2 separate regions of the Mus musculus genome follow, and region 1 is linked to region 2. A link is a loop called in an ENCODE intact Hi-C map of the cell type or tissue named here. Cell type or tissue: heart. All regions are shown on one strand. Each heading gives the region's core, and the rest is flanking DNA. Links, peaks and the distances in the headings are about the cores only.

Region 1 (15,610 bases), core at 478-4,477, 820 kb before region 2:
AGCTTGGCCCACCACGCGTCACAGCGTTATCTTCTGAAAGTCACCCCTCAGAGTGGTCGGCGCCCGAGGCCACGCCCCCCCCCCCCCCCCCCCGTCGCTCTGCGCCGCGCAAGTCCCCAAATCCAGCTCCTGTCCTAGCATTTCCAGGGTTCCCTCTCCCGGCTTCTGTGCTCCGCTCAGTCTCCAGCGATCCCTCCCTACCTCCGCCCTCCATGGCGTCGCTCCTGTGCTGTGGGCCTAAGCTGGCCGCCTGTGGCATCGTCCTCAGCGCCTGGGGAGTGATCATGTTGGTGAGGGGACTAACCCGCGAACGGGTCTGAGGGGTTCTGGGGTTGAAGGGCTGGGACACGAGGAACCGCAAGCCTTAGGAAGCAGCAGACTGATTAAGGGGCTGACTAAATAGCCGCTGGAAAACGAGACGGAACTCAGATCCAGACAACTGGGGAACTGGAGCGAAAGGGTGCTGGGGCAGGACCCTGGGAATGGGAGCCAGCTCGGGCAAATTTGCGGACTCCCCAAGGTAAACAAGAGCGAGGTCCCTGAGACTTGCGTGAGTTGAATGGAGGCGAGGGTGAAGTGTGCTTGCCCCCGAAAACGGTAGCTGAGGCCTTGCTTCCCCAGGGCCCTCAAGGCCGCCACTTCCAGAAATATGAAGTGTTTCATCTCCATCTGCTCCCATGATAATGACGCGCCTCGGAGAGCTGTTTGCCATATACCTCCCTATACCCAGTCACTCTTCCCAAGGTCCTACCTCACGCCCTGTTCCACATGGCTGAGTCCGAATCCAGATACAACCACCAGATACAACTAGCCCTTTCTAGTTCATCTCTGGCGCAAGTGTTGGGCCAACATTAGACAGGGGAGGAGCCTAGGGAGCGACCAAAGAAGTAAGGTAAGAATTTGACAACCTATCTATTCCTTACTCTTCCAGATAATGCTCGGGATATTTTTCAATGTCCATTCTGCTGTGTTAATTGAGGACGTTCCCTTCACAGAGAAAGATTTTGAGTAAGTGGTCGGGTACTTGGGCGAGTTGGGCGTGGATGAGGAGTAGCATGGTTTGGGTTTATGGGGAGGACACTTCTGAAGACTGGACATTTGTGGCCCTAGGTTGGGGACTTCAAGAAGAGGGCTGCTCTCTACAAAGTAGTTGGGTGGCAGCACGCAGGGTCCTAGTTTCAATCCCCAGCGCGAGAGACAGAGACACAGAAAGGCATGTACTTAGGAGCAGTCTTGCAAGCCACGTTTCCATGGCTACCCAAGCCCACCAGCTTAGATGTGGCCTCTTCCAATATTTTGCCTTCCTGCTCCTTGGTCTACCTCTGTAAAATGGTTACCATGATAGAATTCATTTGGTATGCTTCTTGGGAAGACTAATAGGAGTTAAAGTGCTTTAGCATGGTGTCTGATGCATAGAACTTGCATATTGGATGCTCTGAATGGCTGACATTTCCCTGCTCGCTCGCCACCTTCAGGAACGGTCCTCAGAACATATACAACCTGTACGAGCAAGTCAGCTACAACTGTTTCATCGCCGCGGGCCTCTACCTCCTCCTCGGAGGCTTCTCCTTCTGCCAAGTTCGTCTCAACAAGCGCAAGGAATACATGGTGCGCTAGAGCGCGGTCCGCCTCTCCCTCCCCAGCCCCCTTCTCTATTTAAAGACTCCGCAGACTCCGTCCCACTCATCTGGCGTCCTTTGGGACTTGTGACCCTAGCGAGACGTCATCCCTGGCCCTGCAAAACTGCGCCCAGCCTCTGGAGGAGACCGAGGGTGACCGCGCCCCGTTCTGAACTACAATAAAAAGAAGCGGTTCCCCCTAAGCTTGCTGTCTGTGCTTTCAGGGAGGGGCGGGCCCGGGCTGGAAGGGGCTGAGACCGGCCTCATCGAGGAGTCCGGACCCTCCGACGGAAGTGGAATGAAGCTAGCCGGAAGTGAAGCAACGTCTTCCACCTCGTCTTCCTCCGCGCGGCGAGGCCCCTTGAGTGACTGGGGAGAGGTCGGGTCTCGGCCAATCAGCTGCAGGGAGGGCGGGACTTCCTGCGCGGGAGCCCGAGCGGCCGGCTGCCGGGCTCTCCGTGGTTTCCAGCTCGCGTGGTGGTGGTGGCGGCGGAGCGTCTCCGTGAGGAGGTGCGCGGGGCCATGACGTCAGCGTCCACCAAGGTTCGACCTCCCTCGCGGACTGCGCTCCCTGGCGGCCACGGGAGGGTGGGCCCCCTGCCTGGCTCCCGGCTGGTGCGCGCTGGGCGGGGGGCGGGCGGATCCGAGGCTGGGGTGGGACGGCGCGCTGCCGGCCCCCCGTAATGCTGCTCCGCCCCCAGGTTGGAGAGATCTTCTCCGCGGCCGGCGCCGCCTTCACGAAGCTCGGGGAGTTGACGATGCAGCTGCATCCAGTCTCGGACTCTTCCCCTGCCGGGTACGTGAGACCAGCCTAGGACCTGGACTCCGAGATCAGACGCTTGGACTCAAGTCACAGACACGACCCTCTCTAGAGCAGGGAGATAGAGTAATTCCCCTGTGCCTGGCCCAGCTCAGTGTAGGTGGTAATTGTTGAATTAGTGGATGACAGGTAAAGAGACTACCGAGGCCACAGCCCTCCACTGCAAACCGACAGAATGTCTGCCACCTACCCCAAGCCCTGTGGACTCCCTCAAACTGCTGCCACACATCTTTCAAGGGTTGTGTTTGTAAGGCCCCTACTTGTTTCATTGGTTTCCGTTGGGTTGTTTATGGAAGCTGTTACATGATGAAGTGATGTTTTCAAGTGGCCCTGGATGTAATTTCATGTGGCCAGCGATTTGTCCCCAGGGCTTTTTTTTTTTTAAAAGGAGGTCCTTTTTATGAATCTTTGAAAGGTGCCCCTAGAGACTAGGGGGAAGAGGCTGCTGGCTGTGGACGGAATAGCCTGTGGGCTGGTTCCACACATCCCTCTTCCACTTTTGTTATCACCCTTCTCCCCTTCCGACAGTGCCAAGTGGACGGAGACGGAGATAGAGATGCTGAGGGCTGCTGTGAAGCGCTTTGGGGACGATCTTAATCACATCAGCTGTGTCATCAAGGAACGGACAGTGTGAGGGAGGGTGGCTGGCAGAGAAAGGGGAGGGTGGGCAACTTTCTTCCTCCTGACCCATTGTTCTCTCTCAGAACTCCCAGCTCAGCATCTTTCCTACTTTGTTCCTAGTTTTGTTAGCATTTCCTTGAAGACTGAGAGACTGTCACTGTGGCAGTTGGTCGGAAGATCAGGAAATGCAGTGGTCACTAGGGCCTGCAGAGAACTTTATTTTCATGGTGCCCAGATACTCAGTGGTTGTGTTTGATGATAAGAGTTCCCTAGCTATTTATGTAAATCCTTTGAAACTGGCATGTCCAGGGGATGCATTCTGAACTAATTAGTTGGTCAGGTTCTATGACAGTCTCAGTCTACCTTTATGTCACCACAACATACCTGGTGGTCCTACAAAACCATGCATCTCTCCCAGAGGATCATGAAAAGGGCCTTTCTGGCCACTCAGTTCAGGGACTCCATTCATCTTAATCTATTAGCCCTAAGTGGATGCAAAAGTTCTGAACGTGGGGGGGGGGGGGAGGACCCTTATTACACATGAACTGGGGCCTTGACCTGGATATCTACAAAGGAACTCCTAGAATTCCTTCAGAGTGGCCCATTATTCCCTCCCCTCCCCTCTTCCCTCGGCTTCTCTGATGACACCCTAATCTGCTCTCTCTCATCTTCAGGGCTCAGATAAAGACCACTGTGAAGCGAAAAGTGTATGAAGACTCCGGCATCCCCCTTCCAGCTGAGTCACCCAAGAAAGGACCCAAGAAGATGACGTCCGGTGTCCTCTCACCTCCAAACGCCCCTCCACCCAGCAGCTCCAGTGTCCCTGAAGCTGGGGTTCCTCCCATAAAGAAACAGAAGGCTGGTGAGGGCTGTGGAGTTGCTGCCTAGGGTAGGGGTTAAAGGTCCTATCTGAGATTCAATAAGAGAATTGGGCCTGGGTCAAAGAAGGAGAGACGCTTCTCTTCTGTACGCTGGTGATTCCAGAGTGGGTAGAGGGATGTGTAGAGCATGAAGCTTTGGCAGACTGGGAGGAGGGAAAGACAGCAGTCAGGGAAACCTAGAACTTAGCCTATGCCCCCTCCCAGATGTGACACTCAGTGCTCTGAACGACTCCGACGCCAACAGTGACCTGGTGGATGTCGAAGGGCTAGGAGAAACTCCTCCAGCCAAGAAACTCAACTTTGACCAGGGTAGGAGTCCTCCTCCTCCCACGCTGGCTGGGGGTGGGGAACATACTCACCTGGATGGTAGGGGAGGGTCCCCACAGAAAACCCCTTTCTGGTGCAGGGGCCTCAGAAGGAAGATTCAGTGCAGGGGAATGGGTCAGTTAGTAATACGGCGTTTGAGGAGGTGAGGGTTTTCTTGGAAAAATCCTCCACGCTTGCTCCATCTCTGTCCGTTTTCCTTCCTGTTCCAGACAGCCTGACCCTGGACTCTGGCCTCCTCACCACCTCCGCTGATGCTCCTCTCCTCTCCTGCTGAGCCTTCCACCTCTGACCCTCATTGTTCACCCTGGACCTGTGGATCACCTGGGACTCTAAGCAAGGACTGCCTGAGAGAGGGTCAGAGGGCTGCTGGAGCCATCCACCTCGTTCCTGATAACCATGTGCCCTCGCCCTTTGACTTCTGTGTGATGGACATTTTTATACAGAAAATTATAATTAAAAAAGATTCTCTCAACATGGTGCTGCCAGCTGCCGTTCCCTCTCCTCTGCTTCGCCCTCGGGGCTTGGCCCCTTCTCAGTAGCTCTCACCACCCTGCCTGGAGCAGCACAGCCAATATTGGCAGACTCACTTCCCCATGCCAATATTTCTGTGCTGCTAGAGCCAGGAGAGTTGGGTGTGGGCAACAAAGACTCTACTTTGCTCTGTGGGGCCAGAACTCATTACCAGGGTTCCTGATAACTGGTATCAGACAACCTGGGGGTTGCAGAGGGGCTCTTTCCAGTGTCTCCTGTCCCACCTTGCAAGAACTTCATCACAATACCCTAGACGGTGTGTGTGTGTGTGTGTGTGTGTGTGTGTGTGTGTGTGTGTTGCTTCTCCAGGGTGGCCTCCCAGGGCCAGGCTCATCGGTGCCTCCCATACCCTCGCTCTAACACCACAGTGTGGTTTGGACGTGGCCACAGTGCCGTACAAACCACAGTGTGCTGCTGGGGCGGGGGCAGGACTGGGGTGGGTCGAGAGGAAGACAGCACAGGCAGTGCCGTGAAGACCCCCACCTAGAGTGAGACAGAGGTGTGAATGGCAAACATGGCCCCCCAAAAAAGCTGGGGGGGGGGAACAATCAGGAACCAGCAAAAGTAGTTTAGCAGGCAAAGGATAGGGCCCTGGCAGATGAGTCCAATGTGATAAGCTTGGAGCATTCTTCACCTCTGTAGGAATTCAGCTCTGGGGATCCTTAGGAAACGGGATGACTGGGGAAGACCAACAAACTGCCTCCCACAAAGGCAGGGACCTAAGGTTTCCTGTGTCCATTCCTCCCTCCCTAGGTCAGAACCCAAGAGAAATGCTGGAAGACACAGGGCCAAGGACAGCAGGGTTGGGAGTTGGCAGTCCAGAGGTGGTGGGGCTGGAACACGGTTGAGAGAGGGGGGCCGGAAGTCGCCCTGGGCCCTGGGCCTGCCACAAGATGGAGGCCAAAGGCAGGAAATGGAGGCCAGGGAGAAAGGGATGCAGCAGAGCCCAGGAAGAGGCTCATCTGGACCAGAGGGCAAAGTATTCAACCCCAAGTGCTGCTTCCATTCCCCATGGTCCCCCAAGACCCACGCCCCACCCACACAGCAACACTCATTAGCCCATTCACCAGGCCCAGGCAAGCAGGCCCACCCCTGAGAGCCACGTTTAAGCAAAGACAAACATGCCTTTTCCCCACCCCCAACCCTAGGCCTTCCCATAGCCCTTTCCTCCTGTCCAAGACTTGATTTTAAAAAGAACCTCCCAGAAGGCAAAAGTTTCTTCTGGAAATTTCAAAACAAAACAAAACTCTGTAAACCCTAGATATTAACCTCCCATATCTCATCCCACCTTTTAGCACCACCAGGCTTCCGACACACCCCCCCAAAACTCTTAGCAATCAAAAGATTTAAGATGGTGTGTGAAGCAATCTTTTTAGGCCCCCCTAGTATGCCAGACCCTCTCCAAGACTACCAGATCACCTATATCAAGCCCTGCCAACGCCTCCTGCTCCTTGCACCCTCCTGGACCCCCAGAAACAACTGCTGTCCCCCAGCTCCCATCCCAGCAAAGCTTTTGTGGGGCTAAAAAAAAAAAAAAGCAAACACTGTCCTAATGTCTGTAGGAATATTGGGGGCTCTCAAGTCTCAAGCTTTGGTTTCAGTATGAGGTGCTACGTCTTAGGGGTACAAGAGAAAGCTTCTCTGGTCATCCCCCCAATTTCAAGAGTTACAAGGCGCAACCCCACCCCAGCACGCACCTCCAAACCTCCCCCCCAACCGCCACGTCTCTCCTGAAAACAGGGGACACTTTCCTCCCCACTTACCTCAGCTACTCTCCCCTGAGATCCTGGTCCCCTATTTTGAAAGGAGCAAATTTTGGGGTGCATCCCTCACATTTGGGGTGCAGGAGAAAAGAGACGCCCCAGTCGCATCGCTGGCCTCCTTCCTCTCAGCTGGCTCAAGGACTGGGGAGTGCCCTGGGGTGGGGGACCCCCACAAGAGAGCTCTGGAGGGGTTCCTCCACTCCCAGTCAGAACTGGGGACACCCCCCCAAAACCCGTCCCAGCCCATCCGTCTCCAACTCGGCGGGAGAGGCAGCTGCATTGCCCCAGTCAGATTCCCCCAACACTACATTCCTCACCCCATCTAGAGGGATCCCGGGGCCCCCAAAAAATCCCAAAAAAATCTAGGATGTTGGGAAGATGGTCCTGAACTAGCTACCCAAATTTGGGGTCCTTAGATACCCCCGTTTTTTCAGGAAAATTCTGTCTTTCTCCTGCCTCCCGCCAGCCCTGCTCTGTCCCGATGCCAATTTTGGAAGTCACTCCCTCCTTCCTCCTCCCCGTTTCTCCAGGCCCCCCCGCTTGGGGGCTAGGGTCCAGGACACCTGGTTTCCAGACCGGGGGACACTCTTTAGAAGGCTAGGGGCCAAGAGGTCAAGCTCATTGCCCCTGTCTCAAGGAAGCAGGAAAGCCCGATCCTCCCCTCCCCTCCCCTCCCCCCTGGCTGGTCTCGGTGGTGGTTTAGGAAAGCCTGGAGGACTGGAATCTGCCATTGCTATTGCACAGGCAGTTTTTTTTTCCTTGAGTTGGGGGGGTGGGCGGTGGGAGGGAGAGAGGGGAGGAGAGCCGAAGAGAGCAGGGACCTAGGCGGGAATATCTGGCCTGGCTTACCCTCTAGCCCCTGCTGCCGTTGGAAACCCCTCCCCCGCCTCTCAGTTCACCCTCATTCCCAATCCTCTGTCTGCTTTCTCTTTGGGGCTCTTATCTTAAAATATCAGGGTGCAAGATTCACCCCCCCCTTGTAGACCATCACAGCCTTTCCTTGCCAGTTTCAGCAGCACTGTTAGTCAGAAAGTACCCACTTTAACAAGAGACACCCCATCTCCTCCAAACGGATTTTTTCTTCCATAAGAAATCGGGGTTCAGAGTATGAAGCCACCTTTCCCCCCTTAGCACAACAGGTCATATTCCAGTGAGTCTATGATGGACCACACTGCTTTTTCCAGGCTTCACCCTTCAAATTCTGGCCTTATTTGGGGGTTCACTAATTTTTTTTACAATCTGGGGTGCCAGGGGACTATCAGCAAAAGATAACCTAAGTCAGAAGTGTGCTTTAGAATAGGTGAACCTCCAAATCAATTTCAATTTATGACCCACCTCTCAGCTTCACCAAATGTGGCCAGTGGCAAAACACCCAGAAACTGGATACCCCCCAAACTATCCTTCTACCCTGGGGGGGCTTCTCAATTCTCTCCTGTGGAGGAGTTTCACACATAAACATGTTCACAGGAATATCCAACCCTCAAAATGAGTTTCCACAAGATTCAAATACAAAACTTTGCCCCCCCATCAATCAAGCTCTCAGCTACAGAAAGCCTTCAGATCCTCTCCTAGCTTCTGGCTCTGCCACCAACTCAATGTAACTGGGCTCTCTAAAAAGCCCCAAGTTGACCTTTATGTCCCCAAACAATCTCATCCAAACCTTGAAACAGCACTTGGAAAGAGACTATGTCCCCCAAATTAGTTGCGTACTCATGCTCCCCCAGTAGACCAGAAATTAGAGATGGACAGTCTCACATGGGAGCATCAAATCCCTCCAAACCCCCGAACTAAGACATCTTTAAAACCAGCCCCGCACCTCCAATTTGCTATCAGCTGTCGAGACTAAAAACAGGCCTTATTGACTACAATAACTTCTATGGCAAGTGACACCCCAAAACTCAGAATAGCTAACTCTGTCCTGACATCAAAGCCCTTAATGTTTTCACCTCAAATTTGGAGATGAAAATTGGATAGAGACCAAATAATCTTCACAAAGTAAAGCCACATCGTCATCCAGGGTCCCTAGCTATCCCCAACCCCCAGTTGGTTTGCAGTTTTGTTTGCTACGTTTGCTTAAAAAAAAAAAAAATCAAAACCAATAAAACAAACAAAATGTACTCCACCCCCAAGAACAGAAGGGAGAGGCCTCAGGCCTAGATATGCTGGTCCATTCTTGCACAACTGCTATGCTCCAAACCCCAAACTCAAAGAGCTCCTGCTTTGTACCTGGGTTCAGCTCTGCCCCTCTTCTTCAAAGGAAACTTGTCCTTCTATCCCAAGGCTCCCCAAACAAAATCTAAGGGTGTGGTCCCTGCCTAGCTTCTGAATGAAGTACTTAGCTACCAGGTTCCTCCTGCCCTTTCTCCTCTGTCCTCTCTGTTTACTCCGACCAATGCTCATATTAATGTTCATTGAAAATTCCTGTCTACAAACATCTGGGTAGAAGGGTCTATCAAATTAGAAAACAAAACAACTGTGTTCCCAGGCTCAAGACCCCATCTCATCCTAACCACTATGTTCATTCCAAAGCCTTCCATAAGAGTTCTAGCCTGAATTTCCTGCGGAGACCCTAACTCTTCTGTCTTCGATCTACTGCCCCACAAAGAGACAGAGGTGCAGAGGAAACTATCAGAAAGAGAAGGCAGCTGAAAGTTTCCTGTAGCCTGGACCGAATGCATCCAGCTCACTGGTCTGAGCACATCACCAGCCAGGAGACCTAGGGGCGAAGCGAGGCTGGTGCTCGACCGCCCTCTCGTGGAAGGATGCAGACATTGCCGAGCTTTGCCTACTTGCCGCGCTGGACCCCGGCGTCCCGCCAGACTCTAAGCGCAGCCGACGGGCGGGTGCTCGAAGCCCTAGTAAGCTAGGACTGATGGAGAGCGTCAGGGCTTTAGGCGGGAGTCTGTATCTCTGGATCCCTATAAGGGTTGAGAAGAGAGTCGAGAGTAGGAGGCCGGACGCCTAGGTCTCCCGAGCGTCTCTCGGTCCCCACCCGGGGTTTTCCCCACCTCCTCGAGGGGAAGCAGCTGCAGGAGCCGTCCGGTCTCAGGACAATGGAAGGAAACGAACTAGAAATCATATCCGCCCTCTCCTTACCCCGCCTGGTCAGAGCTCCACCTCCCCCTTTTCTGGACCTTGCCTGTCAATCACTCCTCCTTCTCCCACTATCTGAGATCCACTGGAGTCCACTAATGCCTCCCCAAACCCGATACCACTTGGACTGTCTATTTTCTTCCTGAGTCCAATACATTAGAAAGAGGAGTTTTAGGATATTTCCTTTCTCCCTCAACTGGCTGTTGGCACACGCCTCCAAAACCCAACACTCCAATACTCGCTGTCCCAGCTCCTTCGACGACATAAGCCTCCCATATTACCACCCTCCGCACCACTAACCTCCCCAATTCTAATATCCTCATCCTCGGGTGCTTATTTAATGAACCAAAGCCATCCACGATACGACCACCCCGAGATTCTGAGATACAGTTTGAAACGGAGACCCCGCCCCGGGCTCACCATCTGGAGAGCCTCAGAGGAAGGAAGGATACAGACTCACGGGTTCACCCCACCTCCACCCCCGCCCCCGCCATCCCGGCTGAATAAAGGAGCAGAGACCGAAAGAGGAGAGAGACCCCGCCCCCCTCGAGAAGAGAAGCCGCAGCCCCTGCGGGACAGGGGTAAGAACCAAACCCTGAGGGTATCAGATTTCTGAGTCTCCAAAGAGGGCTTGGGGTTAGTTGATAGTAATAAGACCTGAACCCCAGGAACTGTGCTAAGAAGAGATGGAAAGTATTGGGTCTAGCGATAGGAGTCGCGTAGATGGGTGTGGGCTGCAGATCATATTTGGTCCCCCAGGTAAAGTCTGGTACCTGTGACCCAGGCGCCCGGGGAGCAGAGGAAAGGAAGGTAGTGGATGAGGTAACTAGAGTCGAACCAACGCACGGCGCGCGGGAGTGCGGGATTCCTCACGCTCGCCCTCCAAGCGGTGGAACGAGAGTTTCTAACTTGCTCCAAGATCTCCGCGATCCAGCAAAGGGAAGGAAGGAAGCAACCGTTTAGGGCAGAATGAACGAGAGGAATTAAGTGGTGATGCTGAGTCCGCTATCTGATGGCGTTGGTTGGCTCTAGGGGTATCCCAGGTAGAAAACATCAGAGAAGAAAGGAATCTGTTTTAGTAATGCCTAGATCCTCTAACTTTTTCGGTGGCTGTCGCAGGCTTAGGTCGCTATGGGTTCCACAGCGGCCCCAGAGGGAGCTCTGGGCTACGTCCGAGAGTTCACCCGCCACTCCTCCGACGTGCTTAGCAATCTGAATGAGCTGCGCCTGCGCGGGATCCTCACTGACGTCACGCTGCTGGTTGGCGGGCAACCCCTAAGAGCGCACAAGGCAGTTCTTATCGCTTGCAGGTTCGAGGGGGTAGGGCACCTGGGGACTAACTGGGGAAAAAACAGAGTAACATGGCTGTTGAGAGGTAATCCAAAGCATGAGGGAAGCTGGGAATAATGGTCCACACCGGCAATCCCAGAACTGGAGAGTAAGAAGGGGGGAGGAAGGAAGAAGGGAGGGGGAAGCTTGGGAGAGCATCCAAAAATTGAGGCAGCAGTGCTAGTGGGGAGGCAAGACTCTCCTTTGGTCTCCCGGCTCCTAACATGACCAACCCATCTGCCCTCTCTCCAGTGGCTTCTTCTATTCAATTTTCCGGGGCCGAGCGGGACTCGGGGTGGATGTACTCTCTCTGCCGGGGGGGCCAGAAGCCAGAGGCTTTGCTCCTCTTCTGGACTTCATGTATACTTCAAGGCTTCGCCTCTCTCCAGCCACTGCCCCAGCTGTCCTCGCAGCTGCCACCTATTTGCAGATGGAACACGTAGTCCAGGCGTGTCACCGTTTCATCCAAGCCAGGTAAAGGAACCATGGATTTGTATTCTCCCTAGCAGAACTAGTGCCGGGAATAAGGGCAAAGGCAACGACTAGGAGACGGTGTTAATGATCATCCTACTTTTTCTAGCTATGAACCTCTAGGCATCTCCTTGCGACCTGTGGAGGTAGAACCCCCAAGACCCCCAACAGTCGCTCCACCAGGCAGTCCCAGGCGCTCAGAAGGACACCCAGACCCACCTACTGAGTCTCGAAGCTGCAGTCAAGGTTCCCCAAGTCCAGCCAGCCCAGACCCCAAGGCCTGCAACTGGAAAAAATACAAATTTATTGTGCTAAATTCTCAGACCTCACAAGCAGGAAGCCTGGTTGGGGAGAGTTCAGGTCAACCTTGTCCCCAGGCCAGGCTCCCTAGTGGAGATGAAGCCTGTAGCAGCAGCAGCAGCAGTGAAGAAGGAACCACGCCTGGTCTCCAAAGCAGGTATAGAATCTATAACTCCCAAGAGTTTTAGAGTCTGGTCCACTCTAGGAGGCAGAGCCATTGAGTAGGCCATTGTGGCACCCTCTGAACCAGGTTTCAGGGATACTAACCCAGCTTAGGGAGTTGGCCAAAGGCCAAAGGTGGGACTTAATGATCAATATTGGCTCACTTCCAGAAGACAGGCCTTGAAGTCTGTATATTCCAGAAAAGGGGCAGGGCGGGGGGAGCCAGTGCCCCACCCCCAATCCCTAACCTTTTCTATGGCTCTTAACTTCTGCCTAGACTATCTCTAGCTACTACCACTGCACGATTCAAGTGTGGAGCTCTAGCAAATAACTCCTACCTCTTCACACCCCGGGCTCAAGAGACTTCTCTGCCAGCTTCTAAGCAGGCTAATCCACCGCCAGGTAAGAGGCTTTCTCTTCTGGCTTCTCTCCTGTAGCTGATCCAGGTCGATTTGGACCAAAAAGACCTCAGAATAGACCTATTGAATAGTCCCAAACTTGACTGCATTGGACCCCCTCTGGGTAACGTTCACCCCAGCAGTCAGAATGTCTGAGGGTGAGGACCAATCATAAATATTTTTAAGCTCTCTATGTACTTCCAAAAAGCAGCACAGTTTGGGAATTTCTGGCCCACCCAATCCAAGACTGAACGATCTGCCCAGAGTTTGGCAGGGCCTCTCTGGCAAGCCAGAAGGAGGCAAGAAAGGAAAGAAACAGAAAGCTCCACCCACTCCACACACTGTCAGCACCATTGAAATTAGCAGCATGCTACTAAATCAGTCGTATCTTACTGACTGACTGGCCACGAACAAGCCAAGTGACCGCCAGTAGCCTCCACAATAATTTAGGGGTTAAAAGGGCCAGCAGACCCTACTAGTGTACTGTTGTAGATTTATGGGTACCTGGGGGGAGTCCTCAGTAAATAACTAAGATTGTCATTGTTCCCTACCCTTAGGAAGTGAGTTTTTCAGCTGCCAGAACTGTGAGGCTGTGGCTGGGTGCTCATCGGGGCTGGAGCTCTTAGCTCCAGGGGACGAGGACAAGCCCTATAAATGCCAGCTGTGCCGATCTGCCTTCCGTTATAAGGGCAACTTGGCTAGTCACCGCACGGTGCACACAGGTAGGAGGGGGTCTTGGTCTTCCTGACCACCGCTCCCGTAGGGCGATCTGACTGTCTTCCAACTTGCAGGGGAAAAGCCCTACCGCTGCTCCATCTGCGGAGCACGTTTTAACCGACCTGCTAACCTAAAAACACACAGCCGCATCCATTCCGGAGAGAAACCGTACAAGTGTGAGACCTGCGGCTCGCGTTTTGTTCAGGTAAGGAGAAGGCTGGAAGGCAAATGGGAGGAGCGAAGAGGGTTCCGCCCCTCCCCAAGGTGATCTCAAGGCTCTGCCCTTTAGGTGGCACACCTACGCGCACACGTGCTCATCCACACCGGAGAGAAGCCCTATCCGTGTCCCACCTGCGGAACCCGCTTCCGCCATCTACAGACCCTCAAAAGCCACGTTCGCATCCACACCGGGGAGAAGCCATACCACGTGGGTACCCTATACAGCCTAATAATGGAATTATCCCTCGTATACGCAGGGACGAGTCTTGCCAGAAGTGCTAGGAATAAGCGACAGCCTAAAGAGCCCTAGTGAATCAGAGGCTTGCACCCGGGAGAAGGGGTGGAGGTAATTATGTGCCTGGACTAGGTGCTGTTGTCCCAAGGACCTAACAGTTGTTGATGCTTTTGTTAAGAAAGGCAAGGCCTATCTCCTGGGCGCCCCCAGAGGACATAGAAAGGCTGATTGTCAGCGGAGAGCTAGACAGTTCCCGAGTCCTAAATGAAAGGTGGTTATGGAAAGGTTGGGACCTGACAGACCTGTCCTCCCACAGTGTGACCCCTGCGGCCTGCATTTTCGGCACAAGAGTCAACTGCGGCTGCATCTGCGTCAGAAACACGGGGCAGCTACCAACACTAAAGTGCGCTACCACATCCTCGGGGGACCATAGCTGAGTTCCCCCCCACCCCCAGCCAAACTTCGCTCCCTAGGGGCAGTGAAAGCTGTAGGCTCAGGCTTGATTTCCCTGATGGTCCTGATATGGGGGTGTGCCGGGTTACCCTGGTATTAGAAACTGCTGACACCTTAATTTTGTACTGGGGAAGAGCGGGAGGTGGCAGATCCTGGCTAGATCTGCCTCTGTTTTGCTGGTCAAAACCTCTTCCTCATAATCCAGATTGGGTAGCTAGGGGCTTGGGGGGTTGGGGGGGACTTGCTCTCTTTAAGGGAACTTCCCCCTCCATTTCAAATGGTTTATCTGTAAATATAATTTATTGAGGCCTGTAGTTGGTACCAGGGCCTTTATTCTGTTTGCATTTCCGACTTTCTTCTTCCACAAGTGTGATCAAAAAAGACTGGAAACACAGAAGGGGAGGGCACCACTCTGCTGGCAGAGATACCTAGTGCTTGGCTCTCTCCTTTGGCTTGAGTGTCTTACATTGTTTTGTTTTGTTTTTTCCCCCCCCTTTTCCTTTCTAACTTTTCTTTCTGGAATTGTCCTGTCTTTCCCTCCCTTTGTTTGCTTGTTGGTTTCTCTCCAGTTCTAGAACTGGATCCTTTAGTTTTCCTGGGCTTAGCCCTGAGAATATCGAAGGTTGGGTAATTTTGGTATTTTGGATGATGAAAGCCCTGTAGCAGGCCAGACATGGAAAGAAACCTTTCAGCTTTTTGAGGGTGATGGGAACCTTTTGTAATGAACCCAAAATGTAGATAATAAACTCCCCCTGAAGGCTGGGAAGGTGGGAGCCAGAGCCCGCATCTTCCTAAATGGAGGTGAGTTGTCTCCACCAAGGAGGCCCAGCATCAACGGTTTGCCTGGGTTCGAATGCACTAAGTTCATCCATCAGACCAAGCTTGCCTAAGGGTTTGTATTAAACCCATAATCCTCTCACCGGGCCTGACTTAGTATCTCCTGAAGATCCTTACTAGAGACTACAGGACCGTTTCTTATCTGTCTGGGTTCTGAGAATGCTATGACCTAGAGAGAATTAATGGCATTCCTTGACTCGGAGTCTGAGTCCTTTACTGCATGAACAGCTGGGTTTGAATGTCCCTTGGCCCTCCTTCTTTGAATGTGTTTTTTGTTTGTTTGTTTGTTTTGTGTTTGGACAGCTTCTGGCAAGTGTCCAGATTCCAAAACGTTCATCTTTCATGGGTGCTTGGTAGCTTTCTTAACTTAGAAAATCTGGGTCTGAGACTCAGACTACCCAACATTCCATTCCTGTCTGGGACCAGTGAATGTACTAGGACTTTACACCGGAAGAAAAGAGGGCTGCCTTCAATGCTGCATTTGTTGTCATTGGGGATTGTTGCTGGGATTATATACTTAAAAGCCTTTGATGGATTGGCCAAAGGCCCCTTCCACTTGAACAAGTTACCAGAGAGTGTTACAAGGTTGGTGAGGGCTGCATTTTCTGGTGTGGAACATGGTAGATAAAGATGTTAGGGATGGAGTTTCATGGTTAGACGGAGTGTCTGGAATGTTAGTATTTGGGAGCCTCGATGTACAGTCCTGCTCCTGCTGCCCTGGGACCTATTTGATTATAGTACTTGGGTAAACGGTAAAACGACTTAAATTTATAGGACAGAGACTCCTGAATGAAGGTGGTCCCTGTGGCCAGCAGCTGGGGACAGGTGAGAAAG
Region 2 (13,611 bases), core at 1-4,000:
AGGGTGCTGGCTGGGACCGAAAGAATTCTTGTTTAGTGGAGGCGGAGCCCATGCAGCTGGTCTGCCTCATGCCCACGATCCACTTCCGTCCAGCAGAGAGCCGAAAGAAAAGTGCCAAGGGTGGGAAACTGCCCCCTCCCTATCCCGTTTGGATACTAACCCATCCTCCCTGCTCCAGTTCCCAAATGCACTTGCTCTGATCTTCCAGGCTCCAGAATCTTACTTCTTTTCTTCTCCCCTAGGCATGTACTCCTGTCCCTGCTATTATTATCCCAACCGGGCAGGCAGCACAGATCGAGCCTCCTTTGTCATAGGCATCGATCTCCGATCTGGATCCATGACATCTGATCACTGGATTAAGAGGGGCACTGCTCTACTGATGAGCCTGGACAGCTGATGAGCTCTTCTCTCCTCCTTGAGAGGGTCGGAAGCCCTAGGACCTTGAACTAAAGCTGGATCTCAGGCTTTGACTTTAGCTGAATCTAGCATATAGTGACACTCTGACAGTACCTAGTGGCGCTAGCGGAAAAGGTGGAAGACTTGTATTGGCGCTCAGTGCAGTAAAAACCGTGCAAAACCAAGCCCCAAGTCTCTCAATGATGGTGTTTTAATGTGTGTTGGGGGTGGAGGAAACCTGGAGGAGGGAGGGAAGCTGGGACTTAAGGAAAGGAGCTGCTACAACCAGAACTGAGAAGAGAAAGGTGGCCTATAAGAGGAGGCGTGGTCTTGAACTACTTGCCCACCAGGCCTAAAAGAAGGTGTGACCAAGTCTCCTGGAAAGGATTTGAGCAGGCGGGGTGGGGCTTGCTTTGGAAGGGCGCGCGATGCAAATAGAATAAAAGACTTGTCAGGTAAGGGTCCGTGATGGGCTCTATACACTGCACAGTAACGAAGCCTTGCAATCCTTACTGGGGATTCTTATCTGAGACTACAGCTGAGGGGAGCGGACCGAAGGCAGGGCGGAGCCGGAGAGAGGGACTTCAGCGCGAGGGGCGGGACCACGAGTCGGGGGCGGGGTTGAGGAAGGGGGGTGGGGGCGGGTGTTTGTGTTGGAAAATCAAACTGCGCCACGGGGTGGAGCGGCCCCCCCAACTCCTGCCTGGGAGGGGGGGCCGCTCGACCCCCGAGAGGCCTTGAAGATCCTGAATACCTGGGACCCCCAGAACCAGGTAATGGGAAGCCGCAGGGACTTTTGGAAAGAGGGAGACCATCTCCTTGCAAGGGGGAGGGGCGGGACGTCAGACTCTCTGGAGAGGTCGGGCAAGGCATTTGAGTCTTGGGAAAAGCAATGTCAGAGTCGGGGCGCAGGACATCTAAGTTCCCCAAAAGGGAACAAGGCAAAGGTAGTGGAAAACCCGTGGTCTTGGCTCTAAAGGTCAAAAGGGCCTAAAAGTAATCCCAGTCCCGCTTGGGATGGTGAATTGACACTAGGGCGGGGCTCAGCGGTCCTGAGGAAGGAGACTATAGGACAGTTTGCAGATAGGGCTATGGCTAGGCGCTGGCTCACTGAGATCAGAAGCGATCAGGCAAAGTGAACTTCCAGTTACAGGGCCACTCAAAGGTTCCCTCCAGCTCTTTTCTCCGGGGAGATGTGTATGTATTCTCAACTTTCACCATCCCTCCAGGAGCGGTAGCTTTTCCATCTCACAGCACTCCACCGCACCGTCTGCTCTCGGCCTCGCCTGGTTCGTTCCTCTAGTTGCCGGTGCCCTCCTCCTCACTTTTCCGTCTTCAGTTCCCTAGCCTTCACTGGGCTCTGGCCCTTTCTCCATGCTGAACCTTTCCCACGTAGCCACGAGATGGCGAAGATGAGACGCCCACCAGAGCCGAGGGCCATGCGGGTTGGGGGGGGGGGGCTATCTATAGCTGTGACACGCACCTTTGAGAAAGGTGCGCTGAGGTTCACCTTTGATTCCCTGTCATCTGTCTGGCACCCGCCCCCGGCCCAGGAAATTGTAAGCATATGGGTAAAGTGCAGAAGCTAGGGACAGGGCGAGAGACTATGCTTTTTCCGGCCTAGAATAAACAGTGGTGAAGTGGCATTTGGGTTGAGTTGGTCACTAAACTGCAGATTCGTTTCTGGCTTGTGGCCTGTGACTGTGTCTTGGAGGCTGGAGTGTGGGGAAGGTCGAAGGCAGAACACCTAGTTCCTGGCGATGAGAACTCCGAGAGAAAAGAAGTAATTAATTGAGGTGCGATAGGAACGGACCCAGTGGTTGCTCAGAGTAAGGCTGGTCGAACCTCCGTCGCTTGCCAGGGTTGTTTTCTCAGTTGCCAGAGTAACAGGCTGGGGAACGTCCACCGCCAGATTCCCAAACTCACTCTCTCCAGTCCAATCGGCTTTAGCGGACGTCGACTACGTCAGGGTCCTAGTGACCAATGGGAAGCTGTCATAGAGAGCCTGAAAGAGGGAGAGGGAGGAGGTGGAAGGGGGGGTGGTGGCGGTGGCTACCCAGGATCCGCACGTGCACTCCCACACGCTCCACTCCCTGTACAACCCCTTCCACTGCACGAGCCCAGACAGTCTCTTGCGCCTGCGCGGCGAGTCGTGTGTGTGTCTCTCCCTCCCTCCCCCCCCTTTGCCTCAGGTCGTCAGTCTGTGTTTGCAAACTAGTCCAGGGTTGTGTTTCTCAACCCCTGCGGGCCCAGACGTCTGGGTGGGTTTGCGCTCTTTAGCCGGGTGTCGACTGTTAATGTCAGCCTCTCGAGGGAAGGCCCGCTACCTGTGTTCCCCACCGCCACCCCCAGCTGGCGCCCCAAGCTCCCAGGTGGGCTGGGCGGAGCTGTGGTTTCCGGCCCCCTAGGCTCAGCCGCGGCTTTCCCGAGCTCCGGCAAAGGGTGTTTCCACAAAAGAAAGGGAGTGGGTACAAGCACCCCTTCCCGAGGCTTAACCCACCCAGGCCTAGCTGCAGTTAGTGACAGGGCAGGACACTGTGAGAAGCCCCTTGTGGTCCCGGTGACTTTCTAGGCCAGAGGGTCATTACGCCTATTTTCTTTTTTTCTTGTAAATTCCTGCTTTTGATAGGCAAACCAGACCTTCCTCTTCCCTTCCTTAACATTTCCTCCTCGCACGCTCTGGCGTTCTTTACACCTCCCTTGGCTCCTTTCGGGCTGTCCCCGTCTCCACTCGTCCTTTTCTGCTTCTCCAGAGGGTTATATAACTCTTCCTCTCCGCGTGTCCTGATTTCAACTCCACAGACTCCGCCCTGGAACGGCGCGGGAGGGGCGGGAGAGTTGGGGACCCAGACAGATTCCGGCTGGCGGCCAGCTGGGGCACAAGGGATCCTGCAGATAGCAGACGGAGTCCCGCGGGACTTGGTTGGTGCCCCGTCCCTTAGTCTCCCGCCCCTAACCCGGGATCAAGCCCAGAAGAAAGAAGGCACAGTATTTCCGAGGGGCGTGTCGGGACAGTCAGAAATGTGGGTTGGGAGGTCAAGGCTGGAGGCTGAGAGGAGGAGGCAGGCGAATGACCGGATTCCCTAGGATTGGTTCTGCTGGGGTTAACAGAGATAAAAGCAGGACGCCTGGGTTCCCTCCTTCGTCTCCTTTTTGGGTTCCCAGAATTCCTAAAGCTATTTTCTCAGGAAATTTAGCCAGCTAGCAGCTTCTTCGCCCTGGTAGGAGTCAAAGGTCTGTGTTCGAGGTGGCCTGGGATGATGTCACCAGTGCACGTGCCCCGGGACGGTTGCCAGGCAATGCGATCTCCTCCCCTTTCCATTCCCTCCCACCTCTGCCCAGAGTCCCGTTCCAGTCCCGTGCCATCTCTTTCTCCTTTCCTTTCCCTTGGCATTAGCATCCTGCAGGTGGGAAACCCTGGCCTGGAGTTTCGTGAAGGGGGAGGGGCGCGGGTGTGGTGTGGCCTGAAAGACTTTGCCCCTTTGCTGGCTTGAGAGAATTCTGGGTCTTCCCCCCCCTTCTTTTTCCTAGATTGCCATGGAAAAACTTCCTCTCCAGTCCCCACTACCACTACCACCCCCCGTACTCCCTCCCGCGCGCCCTTGGAAGTGTCTCCTGAAGTCTTTTTAGTTTCCCACCTGCTGCATGGCCCAGTGTCAGGTTGCCCCTTTCCCAGCTTGAGCTGAAGTGGGTGTAGTTGCAAGACAGCTGCCCCTAAGAGAGGAGCTGTATGTGGGTATACACACCAGCCCATCCCTGCGACTCCCGTCACCTCCTCTTACCAAACTGAGGAGAAAGAGTTAGGCTGAAAAGTCAAGGTCTTTATCTGTGTAGGTAGGTGGATCAGCTTCTGGTATTGCCCACTTTTGAGAGAGAAGTCCAGTGATAGTTATGGCTGCCCTCTGTTAAATCTTGGAGTTGGTGATGGTATTACAGAGTCTCCTTTCTTGTGCCTAAGAATGTGGATTGTCGGCTCAAACCTGGATTCTAACCCCAGCTCTGCCACTAAATGGGACTCGGGAAAAGTCACAACCTTGCAGAACCTCCTATCTGCAATCTGGGACATTTAAATATCAATACCTACCTTCTAGCTGATGGGAGGGGGCAGTGAAATAATTTATGCAAAGCATTTAGCACAGTGGTTGGTATAAAATTAATACCGAATGAGTATCAGAAAATACATATTATTAAATGTTGTTAGTTATTATAGTGGGTGGACCTGTTTCTAAAGTAGCCCTCACAGGGGATTGGTTAAAGAGTGGAGAATTCTGCTACCTGGAGTGTGTGTTGTGTGTGTGTGTGTGTGTGGGGGGGGGGTGTCAGGGATTAGCATCGACTACTTTATGTACCTTATTTGATGTGGGCTTTAGCCAGATTTGTATTGCTTTCTTTAGGTTTATTTTTCCCCTCCTTAAAAAAAAATAGCTAAGACTATATTCCTTTGGCTGTTAAAATAATTACGTTGTAGCTTGTGATTTTCAAGCGATACTCTGGTTCCCTCCCATGTTGCTCTCTGGAGCCTTTCATTTTGCAAAGGGACTCCACAGTTTCCCTAGCGGGGACATGGCTAGGCTAAAGGGGTGTGTAAAAGGTTGGGGTGGGTGGGTGGGTGGAGAGAGACTAGTGGGGGGAGGCTGGGGGAGCGGGTAGTTAAAGGAAGAGACCGGAAGGGAGGAGGAGGGAGCCTGCTGGTGGGGAGGGAGGGGAGGAGGAGGAGGTGGAGGAGGAGGAGGAGGACGAGGAGGAGGAGGAGGGAGGGAGGGGGTTGGGGAGAGCCTGCTACAGTTCTTTGTTTGACTCCGGGACTCAGGGACGGGGAGGAGGAGGGAGGGAGGCAGAGGCTGCAAGCGCCGGGGCAGGCCCAGGAGGCAGAGGAGGGACCGTCTCCCCCGCCCCCCAGCCCCCACTCCCCCCCCTGCTGCTTCCCCCTCCCTACCCGGACTCTGGGGGCACCGCCGGGGGACAGACACCCAGCAGGTAACCCTGGCCTGGCTCTCCCTCCCCCTGTCTGATTTTCTTCCACACCCTCCCGGACGACCCCTTTCCGTCTCCCCGATTTCCCGGGCCTTGCCTTTCCCCCCCAGCCCTCCTTGTTCCATTTCTGCGAGTTGGGCTTGTCGCCTGCTGGCTCCGCCACCCTCCGTCTCGTGCAGCCTGACTCCCTTCCCCCCACCCCACAGTGTGTGCTCCCCTGTTCTGCCCGAGGCACCTTTTGGGGTTCTGTCTCAATGTTTCTTAGGCTGGCTTCTTCCGACCAGTCTCATGGGGCTCTGAGGAAGGAGGGAGTCCTTATTCTTTAATGGCTCCCCCCAGTCTCCCTTGCCCCATTCTCCTCGTAGCAGTCTCTAGGGGTGAGAGAAAACCGGAATTTGGGGCCTGATGGAGAGGCAGGGGGGCTGTGTGTTGCTGGAGACAGGGACAGTGAGTGTGTGAGGAGGGGGTGGGGATTTGTTAGAGACCAGGCTGCCTCTCTGATGTCCCTTTAAATGGCCCTTACATATCTGGGGGTTAGGGGGTGGGGTGGTGGCAAGCTGCCTGCCTGGGGGGCAGGGCCCTTGGTTTGTCCACACCGTCAGGGGTGGAAATGATTTAAAGGGACAGCCTTGGTGTGGCCACTGCCACCCTGTGCTGGCAGGAGGGGGAGCTGGCAGGCTATGTCTACAGAGGCTTGGCTGGTGAGCAGGGCATTTGAGGCTGTCTGGGACTGGGCCTCAGGTCTCCAGTCCAGTTACTGTGGCTGGAAAAGTGCAAGAAGGGGTTGACAGCCTGCCCTGAGGGTGCTCAGTCTAGGCTTTCTTCAGAACCCCATGGGTGAGCCCTTTGACTCCATGACCAAGAATCTGTGAGTCTGAACTACAGAACCTGTGGGCCAGAACCAGGTGGGGGCCACTGGCAGATCCGCAGGTCAGTAGGGTGACCTGGGTACTTTAGAGCTGGCCCCTTCAGCTTCCCCTTTTGTTGTTTGGTTCTTTGCACAAGAAGGCCCCAGCCCCTCCTCCTCATGCACATGCCCCCCCACCCCCACCCCAGCTGTTGGGCAGATGAATTACAGCCTCCTGCTTGGGGCCAAGGCTGGTAAGGGATTAAAGTTCTGAGGTTGGCCCTTTAAATGGCTGTTGGCCCTCCCCCACTCTGGTGTCCAGACACCCATCACATACCCTTCTGACCCCCTTGGTCTGGCCTGCAACCCTCCCCCCCTCTATAGGCTAGCCTACCCCGTAGCCACAAATTCTATCAACTGCTGGGTAAGCACCTTAGTCCTGAATTTGCTTCCCTGTCCAGAAGGGTCCAGCCTCTAGCATCTTTTCTCCAGAAGGTCCTAGCCAATCCAGTTTTCTCAGCTCGCTGCTGACCACTGTTCCTTAAGGGCCTTGCTTAGGTCAGAAATAACACTTCCCTGGGGGCAGTGTCATCAGCAGGCACAAAAGCTTGCAGTGCATTGCATCATGGAGGCCAGAGGCCTAAGTCTCTGGGGCAGGGGGAAAGATGGGGGCTGGAAGGCCAGGAAATGGAGAGGCCAGGTAGAGAGCCCGTGTGTCTGGGTCCTGGAGAAAACACTGGTCCCCAAGGAGTGAGTCTGAGGTGAGGGTTGACTGAGGCCTAACTCCTGCTATCAACACCTGAGTCTTGGCCCTAGACTTGTAGTAATATACCTAGCTCTTTGTATCTAAGGATTAGGAGGGAAGAGAGTGGGCCCCTGTCACCTCCTTGGGCCACATGGAGGAAGGAGGTGATGGGGAAACAGGATATGGTTTTGGAGGTGACATGGAGGGAGCCTGCTGCAGAGGCTACTTCCTAGCTCAGGCCCAGTCACAGCTCTTGCGGAGGAAGAAGGCTCCTCCCTGTTGGGCCCGTTCATCTTGTCTGACCACCTGTGCCGCTTGCCAGAACCTGCCTACACCAGCCTAAGGGAACTGGAAGGGTCAGAGTCCAAAAGGTGGTGTTGACTATCTGGTGTCTTGTTAGGGTTGGAGGTAGCAGAACTGAAGGCCTAGGGTCCACATGCCCTGGGGGCAGGAACTAAGGTTGCTTGACAGTAGATGTCCCCTGTAGCTGGGCCTGAGCCAGAATATCAGTCTAGTCAGAAAAGGGCGACGTGGGTTGGTACTGAGGTGCCACCCTATGCTTCCTTACTACCTGAACCAGGCTGCTTCCTAAAGGAAAGGTTGGAAGATGGCTTTTTTCCAGGTTGCCATGGAAACCGAATCTCCCATCTCATCTGACCTCTAGAGCCTGGTTTCTCAATGAGGGGGACCAGGAAGGAAGGGAACTCCTCTATCTTGGGAGATCCCATCTCTAACTGAAATTGTTTTCTTTTAGGTTCCCCCAGGCACCATGTCAGCCTCATAGCAGGACCCACCCCACGACTTCTGCTGTAGCCCATAGGACCCACCCCACTTCTGCTGTAACCCACTGCTGGAGTGCTTGTTCCATGAGACAGTCCACTTCCAACTCCATCTGGTAAGCTTGGCTGCTGTCACCTCCGTCCCCCACGTCCAACTCTTCACCGCATGTTTGGAAATCTTTGCTCTGATCTGGTTCATGCTCACTCATCAGAATGGTCCAGCCCAACTCTGAACCTCCCCCCAACATGTGCTGCTTGAATGGTTCAGCCCTCCACGTTGATGGAGCCCCCTCTATCGCCTGTGAATGGTTTATCCCTGTACTTCACTTGCCTCTCTACCACCTGAAAACCTCTCAGCCCCCACCCCAGTGCTGCCACTAACTCATTTGCAGACTGAAGAAAGCTAGCCAGGGCTTGCCAGCTGAATGTAGTTGTGAGATAGCCCAGAGGAATTTCTTGTGAAGGGGAAGGCATTTCCCCCCATTCGTGGAAAGGGTGCTTAGGAATTGATGTGAGGAGATGTTACAAGCCACTGCCCTGAGCTAGCCCATGTTACGGCCTCCTGCGTATCGCCTCTGAGTGCTCCTCGGCCCATTCTCTCTGTGGTGCACAGTATCACCGTAGATTTGCTTTGTGCACTTAACTCAGAACACCTGCTTTTCCTCAGACCTGCTGCTACTGGCAGCTCTCTTCCCGAGGCCCGCTTCATCTCCCTAGTAGAAGGGAATTTTCCCTAAGCCAGAAACCAAAGTTCTCGGATTCCTCATTGCTTTTCCCCATTGCTCACTGGGTTTCTTGAGTAGGGCTATTTTTTCCTATCTGTCCTGTTTAGCGTGACAGTTCGCACATTGAGGTGCCTTTGTAGATTTGTGTTGAATGAATGTTTTAAGGGAATGTCATGCTTCACTGCCAAGAAACCTACGGCTTCTGAGATCTGCTGCCTCCTACCCACACCTACCCTGGAGGATGAGACACTTGGGATAGTAACAGAGGAAGGCTGGTCTAGGAGGTAGCAGGCAAGGGTAAAACTGAGGGAGAACAGGCCAGAAGTAGTGTGGAAAATGTAGCCCACGTGTCCGCTCATTTCAGAATGATCTTGGTTGAGTTGTCGAGCCTTCCCCAGCCTGTTTCCTCGTTCCCAAAATAGGGTAATCAAGGCCCTCCTCTGCCAGGTTTTTGGGGAAGAGTTAAAAGGTCAATGTAAAAGGTGTTTTTTTTTTTTTTGTTTGTTTGTTTTTTGTTTTTTTAAACACAGTGCCTACCATTTGGTAAATGATAAGCACTTTGCATCATGATAACTGCAGGAAGCTGTGAGGGTTCAAGTGAGGATGTGGAGGAATGGGGCTGAACCTGACTGAAGGCAGACAGAGTCCCAAATAATCGACTAAGCAGGACCACTGACCCAGTAAGTCAGGATCCAGGGGGGTAAGGAGAATCCCTCAAGCCTGGCTCCGACGTTCCCCTGGCTTTGAGAACGTGGAAGAAAGCACAGAAAGGCATGTGCACAGACAGACACACGTGATCGCCACAGTGCTGCAGAGGCAGACCCAGACAAAAGACTGAGACAGGAGCCAACCAGACACACAGACAAGAGACAGCCTAGCAGAGTCATGTAGACAGGGATAATGACAGGAACGCGCCAGACACAGGCACAGAGGGAGACAAGATGAGCAGATATGCAGGTGCAAACAGACACCAAGACCCACACACAGTCGACCCTGTTAGACTGATTGGTGAACACAACGCCCAGTCAGAGGCAGACACAAACACCCGCAGTGACACATAGCGGGCCAGCGCGCCGGGGCAAGCACTGTCACTTCTCGATGGGGGCGGGGAGGGGCCGGCGGCGGGGGAAGGCTAGGGAAGGGAATCCCGGGCGGGCGGCCTGCCCGGGTGGCTGAGTCACTGCGGAGCCCCAGCCCGCGGCCCTCCCTCTCCCACCGGCTCTCCCAGGTGAGAAGCGAGCCGGCAACTTAGTAGCTTTCCGCCATGCAGAAAGAAGACTGTGAAGGAATGGGACCCGCGGGGGTCGGTCCTGGATCCGCCCCACCTTCGAGCCGGTGCGTGCTGGCTTAAATGCATGTTCAGGAAAAATCGTTCTGCGGGGTCTGGTGTCTTTGGTCGTCCAGTGTCTGCTTGCGGGTCGCAGGCCTCGTGCCAAGCGTCCCTCTTATACCCCGCGTTCCGTGAGCTGCGCGGAGGGGCTCTTCTGACCCAAGCCCAGAGAGAGTTAAGTGGGTGTGATTGATGGAGTAGTTCTCTCCTGGGACTAAGGGAGGTGTGTGTGTGTGGGGGGGTCGGTTAAAGTCCTAGAGTCCAGATCCCGGATGCGGGAGGCGGAGCTTGGCTTTACCGGGAGTGCCCGGATGGAGAGGGCGTGGTTTCGACTCAAGTGGAATTAACCCTTTCTGGGCGGCCGGCTTTTGGGGGCTGTAGGTCGGGTTGGGAAGGCTGGATTGTCAGCCTCAGAAGTGTGTCGGCCATCCAGCCTGGCCCTGGACGTGTGCGTCTGCCTCCCGTCTGTCTTCGAGGAGTCTGTGGGTGTCTGTCTTTGTGCTTGTCCCTGGTTGTCCCCTCCCCTTGGTTAGTATGAGCACTGGGAGTCGGGGAGGGCCATTCCTGCCTCAAAGCGAGAGTGGAGGTGAGAGTGGACGGCGAGGCAGCCGACGGCGGCGGCGACTGAGGAACAGGTGTGAGTGCGGCGGCGGGGCTGCCCAGCGCGGGGTGGGGCCGTGAGGGAGACCGAGGGGAAATTCCGCGGGACCCGTGGTGAGCAGTATGTGGGTTGAGGAGTTGTGTCTGCCTCTGACTGTGTGTCTGTGTGAGTTGAGGGAGGCGGGGGCTGAGTCAGTGGGAACGGGGGATGGTTTTCGTTGTGACTCACTCCCCCCCCACCCCAAGCCTGATTCAGACCCTGAGAAAGGCTTTGTTCGTGGGGCGGATGGGAAGTCAGGCGCCTGTGTCCCTGGTGGGGGACACCGATTCGTGGTAGTTGGCGAGATCGTGCTTAGGGTACAGGAAGTTTTGTTCTGGAGCGCTCTGTAGTCCATGGTGTCGTCGTGGGAGGTTGTGGATAAAGGCTGAAGATCAAGACGGCTGGAGGGACGGAACTCTCTAGTTTAGGGAAAGCTGAGTCAGTTCCCCGTGGGAAAGGGGAAGTGTCATCATCGCAGAAGGGGAAGCTGCATTTCCTGGTAACTAGCAGAGTTCTGGGCACCGCTTCCTTAGCCGGGATCTGCTTCTTTGACATCTGGTACCCCGAGCTGCCGTTTGTCTATGACTGGTTTCTCTACCCCCGCAGGGCTTGATTGGGGCACTCAGGTTGGGTTGCACTTGACCACAGTTTAGCGTTGTACGCGTCCCAGGGATTGGTAACTGACAGACTGCAACCTAAAGAGAGTTCTGACCGGAGCTCCGCGTGAACGAGTAGTCCGCGGAACGCAAGGTCCTCCCGGGGACCGGACCGGAGCAGCCTGCAGGATCTGTCGGGTCCAAGCACATTTCACGTACAGATGACCTTGCCCCCAGCGGGAGGAAAGACAGTTTTCGCCAGAAACCCTTCTGCCTTTGTGGGCTGGCTGGAAATTTCCTCCCGGTGCAGACTTCTCGGCCAAGGCGAACTTTCCAGCCGCCCCCAACCCCTCGCCGCGCGCTCGCTCTCCCCCGGCTTCCTGCCCGGCGCTTTCTCCAGCTGGAGCGCTAGCCCCGCCCCCGCGGCTTTGTACTCGACACTAGCCTCTCGCCGGTCTTTGTACTCTAGACTCTCAATGGACCGATCCCGGGAGCAGAGTAGGCTCCCTACCTGCCGGGACCTGGGGTATGCGCAGGGAAGCAGCTTCTGGGCTCTAAGATTTGAGAAGGCAAAGCTAGGATTAAAGGGAACGTGACTAGGAAAGGGGAGTACTGTGCCTGTTGTGGGTTCAGCTTCGACGGGAAAGGAGTAAAGGGGAGGGGGGTGGCGTGAAGGAGGAAGTGAAACGGGTTCTGTGTTCTTTAAGGGAGTAGGCGGTGAGAGTGGGACAGGGGTGATGTCACTGCCTGTTGGGCCCCGCCCTCCTCTCCCTCCCGAAGGACCCCCCCCCCCTTACACACACCGCTTCCGCTGCGCAAGTAGCCACGTCACGGGCAACCCCCGAAATCCCCCCTCCCTTGGGGGGGGTGGGGGCCACGTGGGCCGTGGGGAACCGCGTGGCCCCGGCAGGGAAAGGGCACAGAGGATACAGGAGCCACGCGAGAGGGGCCGCCACTCCACGGTGCGCAGCTTCCCAGAAGTTAGAGGGCTGGGGGAACTGGCTGAGGGGGTCGACCGATACTGAAGACTCAGAGCCGGGGAAAGTGGAGGAGCTGGAGGAACTTGGTATGAGACTGGGGACTTGACCATGATATAGGACGGGGTCAGGCGCTGGAGGTGGAGCATTCTGATAGAGGCGCGGGAGGGCCTGGGTGCTGGATTTGCTGATTGCGAGATTTCTACCGGGGTGATCGAGTGGAGAGTCAATCGCTGAGTGATGTGAAGTAAGGAGAGCTAGTGATGCCTTTGTCTGCGTTTCGCCTTGGTCTGCTGTCCGTCCTTGGGGTGGATAGGCAGAGGACAACTTGAACAGTCTGGCGGGGACCATTGCCAGTTCGGTGGATGTGTGAGGCTTGCCCTCAGGTCGGCTCGTGAATGGTTTCCTCACTCTCAGTCTTAGCTTGCTGTTACTGCCCTGAGGGCTACCAGTTTCTGATCAGAGATGTGGACCCTAGGTGGGAACCTTGGGGTCACATCGGGGTCACCCTAGGGTGAGCTTGTCTGACCGGCCCTGCCGCCCCTCCTCCTGAGGCCGCTCAGTGCCCGGCTAACCTTACTCCTATTGGTTCCTGCTAGGCTGTTACTGAGGCGGAGACAAGGGTGATGATTGGCTTTCTGTGGATAGAGAAGTCTTGTGATTGGCTAAATTTCTGAAGCTCTTGAAGCTGTGAGAGGACGCTCCCACGGAGGCTGGGTAAGCAGGCGCGCGGTAGGTCGCCCTAGTGGCCCAGGATTGGGAGCCTGTCAAACAGTGCAGTGGCTGGGTTGTTAACCGTCGCTGACTCCCCGCTATTTGTGCCATATTCCTATTACCCACTTGCGCGATTCTAGGGGCTCTTGATGCTGATGTCTGTCCTGGCGCCTTGCCCTCAGTCTTCCTGCACTGACAGTTCAGATCAGCCTTTGGGCCCTCGCTGTGTTGGCAACTTCAGTACACTCTTTTCTTCTCTCTGTAGAATTGGTTGCAGAAGGCCAGAGACTGTCACCTGGAAACAGTGGGCACTATTGTTAAGGGCAGTTGGAGCTGGACCATCGTGCCAGAGAGCTGGGGCAGGGGGCCGTGCCCCATCTCCAGGGCTCCTGGGGCCACTGCTGACCTGGTAAGGGAAAGATTGGAACAGGTTTGGCTGAAAACATGGCTGAAGGTTTTTGCTTCCCTGTTAGAGCATGATCTCTTGTCGCTGATTTAGGCTGGATGCATCGGGCAGTGGACCCTCCAGGGGCCCGCTCTGCACGGGAAGCCTTTGCCCTTGGGGGCTTGAGCTGTGCTGGGGCTTGGAGCTCCTGCCCACCCCATCCTCCTCCCCGAAGCTCATGGCTGCCCGGAGGCAGGTGAGAATGTGGCTTTATCTCCAGGCATTTCTCTCCCAGTCTTCTCTGTCCATTGCTGTCATTTTCCACGAGTTTCTGTTCTGTTGTGGGTCCAGATGCCAGTCTCATCTGCTCTTCCCTCTGACTACTCCATTCTAGGGGGAAGCGTGATTCTGGCAGTACCTAACAGAGCCTTTCTCTTTACAGATGCTCTGCCAGCGTTGGGCAGCCCCCACTCTCAGCTCCTTTACCCCCATCTCATGGCAGT

What was found. Peaks named below come from ENCODE experiments on the same cell type or tissue, not always from the same donor. Only the 100,000 strongest peaks of a DNase experiment are listed, where the experiment ranks them.
Region 1: a loop joins it to region 2, with 4 times the contacts of the local background. A loop is called at or near these places in 1 of 42 quality-filtered maps.

What each region holds. Positions count from the first base shown.
Region 1 is chr11:70,224,336-70,239,945 of GRCm38, reverse strand. It overlaps 0610010K14Rik (RIKEN cDNA 0610010K14 gene), which reads left to right and starts at 2,032. Exons shown (of 6, transcript NM_145758.1): 1 at 2,032-2,162; 2 at 2,321-2,415; 3 at 2,968-3,069; 4 at 3,735-3,922; 5 at 4,146-4,250; 6 at 4,482-4,742. The coding sequence starts at 2,142. The coding sequence ends at 4,486. It overlaps Rnasek (ribonuclease, RNase K), which reads left to right and starts at 94. Exons shown (of 3, transcript NM_173742.3): 1 at 94-290; 2 at 932-1,008; 3 at 1,476-1,823. The coding sequence starts at 213. The coding sequence ends at 1,617. Gm40191 (a long non-coding RNA gene) reads right to left here and starts at 935. Exons shown (of 3, transcript XR_879979.3): 1 at 752-935. It overlaps Bcl6b (B cell CLL/lymphoma 6, member B), which reads left to right and starts at 10,148. Exons shown (of 9, transcript NM_007528.3): 1 at 10,148-10,236; 2 at 10,775-10,965; 3 at 11,237-11,458; 4 at 11,565-11,912; 5 at 12,195-12,319; 6 at 12,873-13,037; 7 at 13,107-13,237; 8 at 13,322-13,459; 9 at 13,803-15,610. The coding sequence starts at 10,787. The coding sequence ends at 13,919. It also overlaps Mir497b, Mir497 and Mir195a. In heart, for the core only: a CTCF peak has its summit at 2,205; DNase peaks (open chromatin) are centred at 715, 1,195, 2,125 and 3,025; H3K4me3 peaks cover 2,838 bases; H3K27ac peaks cover 2,902 bases.
Region 2 is chr11:69,407,779-69,421,389 of GRCm38, reverse strand. It overlaps Dnah2 (dynein, axonemal, heavy chain 2), which reads left to right. Exons shown (of 86, transcript NM_001081330.1): 85 at 1-120; 86 at 243-581. The coding sequence ends at 397. Gm51903 (a long non-coding RNA gene) reads right to left here and starts at 5,877. Exons shown (of 2, transcript XR_003949708.1): 1 at 5,606-5,877; 2 at 587-2,401. It overlaps Kdm6b (KDM1 lysine (K)-specific demethylase 6B), which reads left to right and starts at 5,196. Exons shown (of 24, transcript NM_001017426.2): 1 at 5,196-5,373; 2 at 7,717-7,857; 3 at 12,609-12,726; 4 at 12,989-13,132; 5 at 13,223-13,364; 6 at 13,551-13,611. The coding sequence starts at 13,228. In heart, for the core only: a CTCF peak has its summit at 1,790 (motif pointing right); DNase peaks (open chromatin) are centred at 1,169, 2,409, 3,319, 3,719 and 1 weaker place; H3K4me3 peaks cover 4,000 bases; H3K27ac peaks cover 3,921 bases; H3K27me3 peaks cover 593 bases.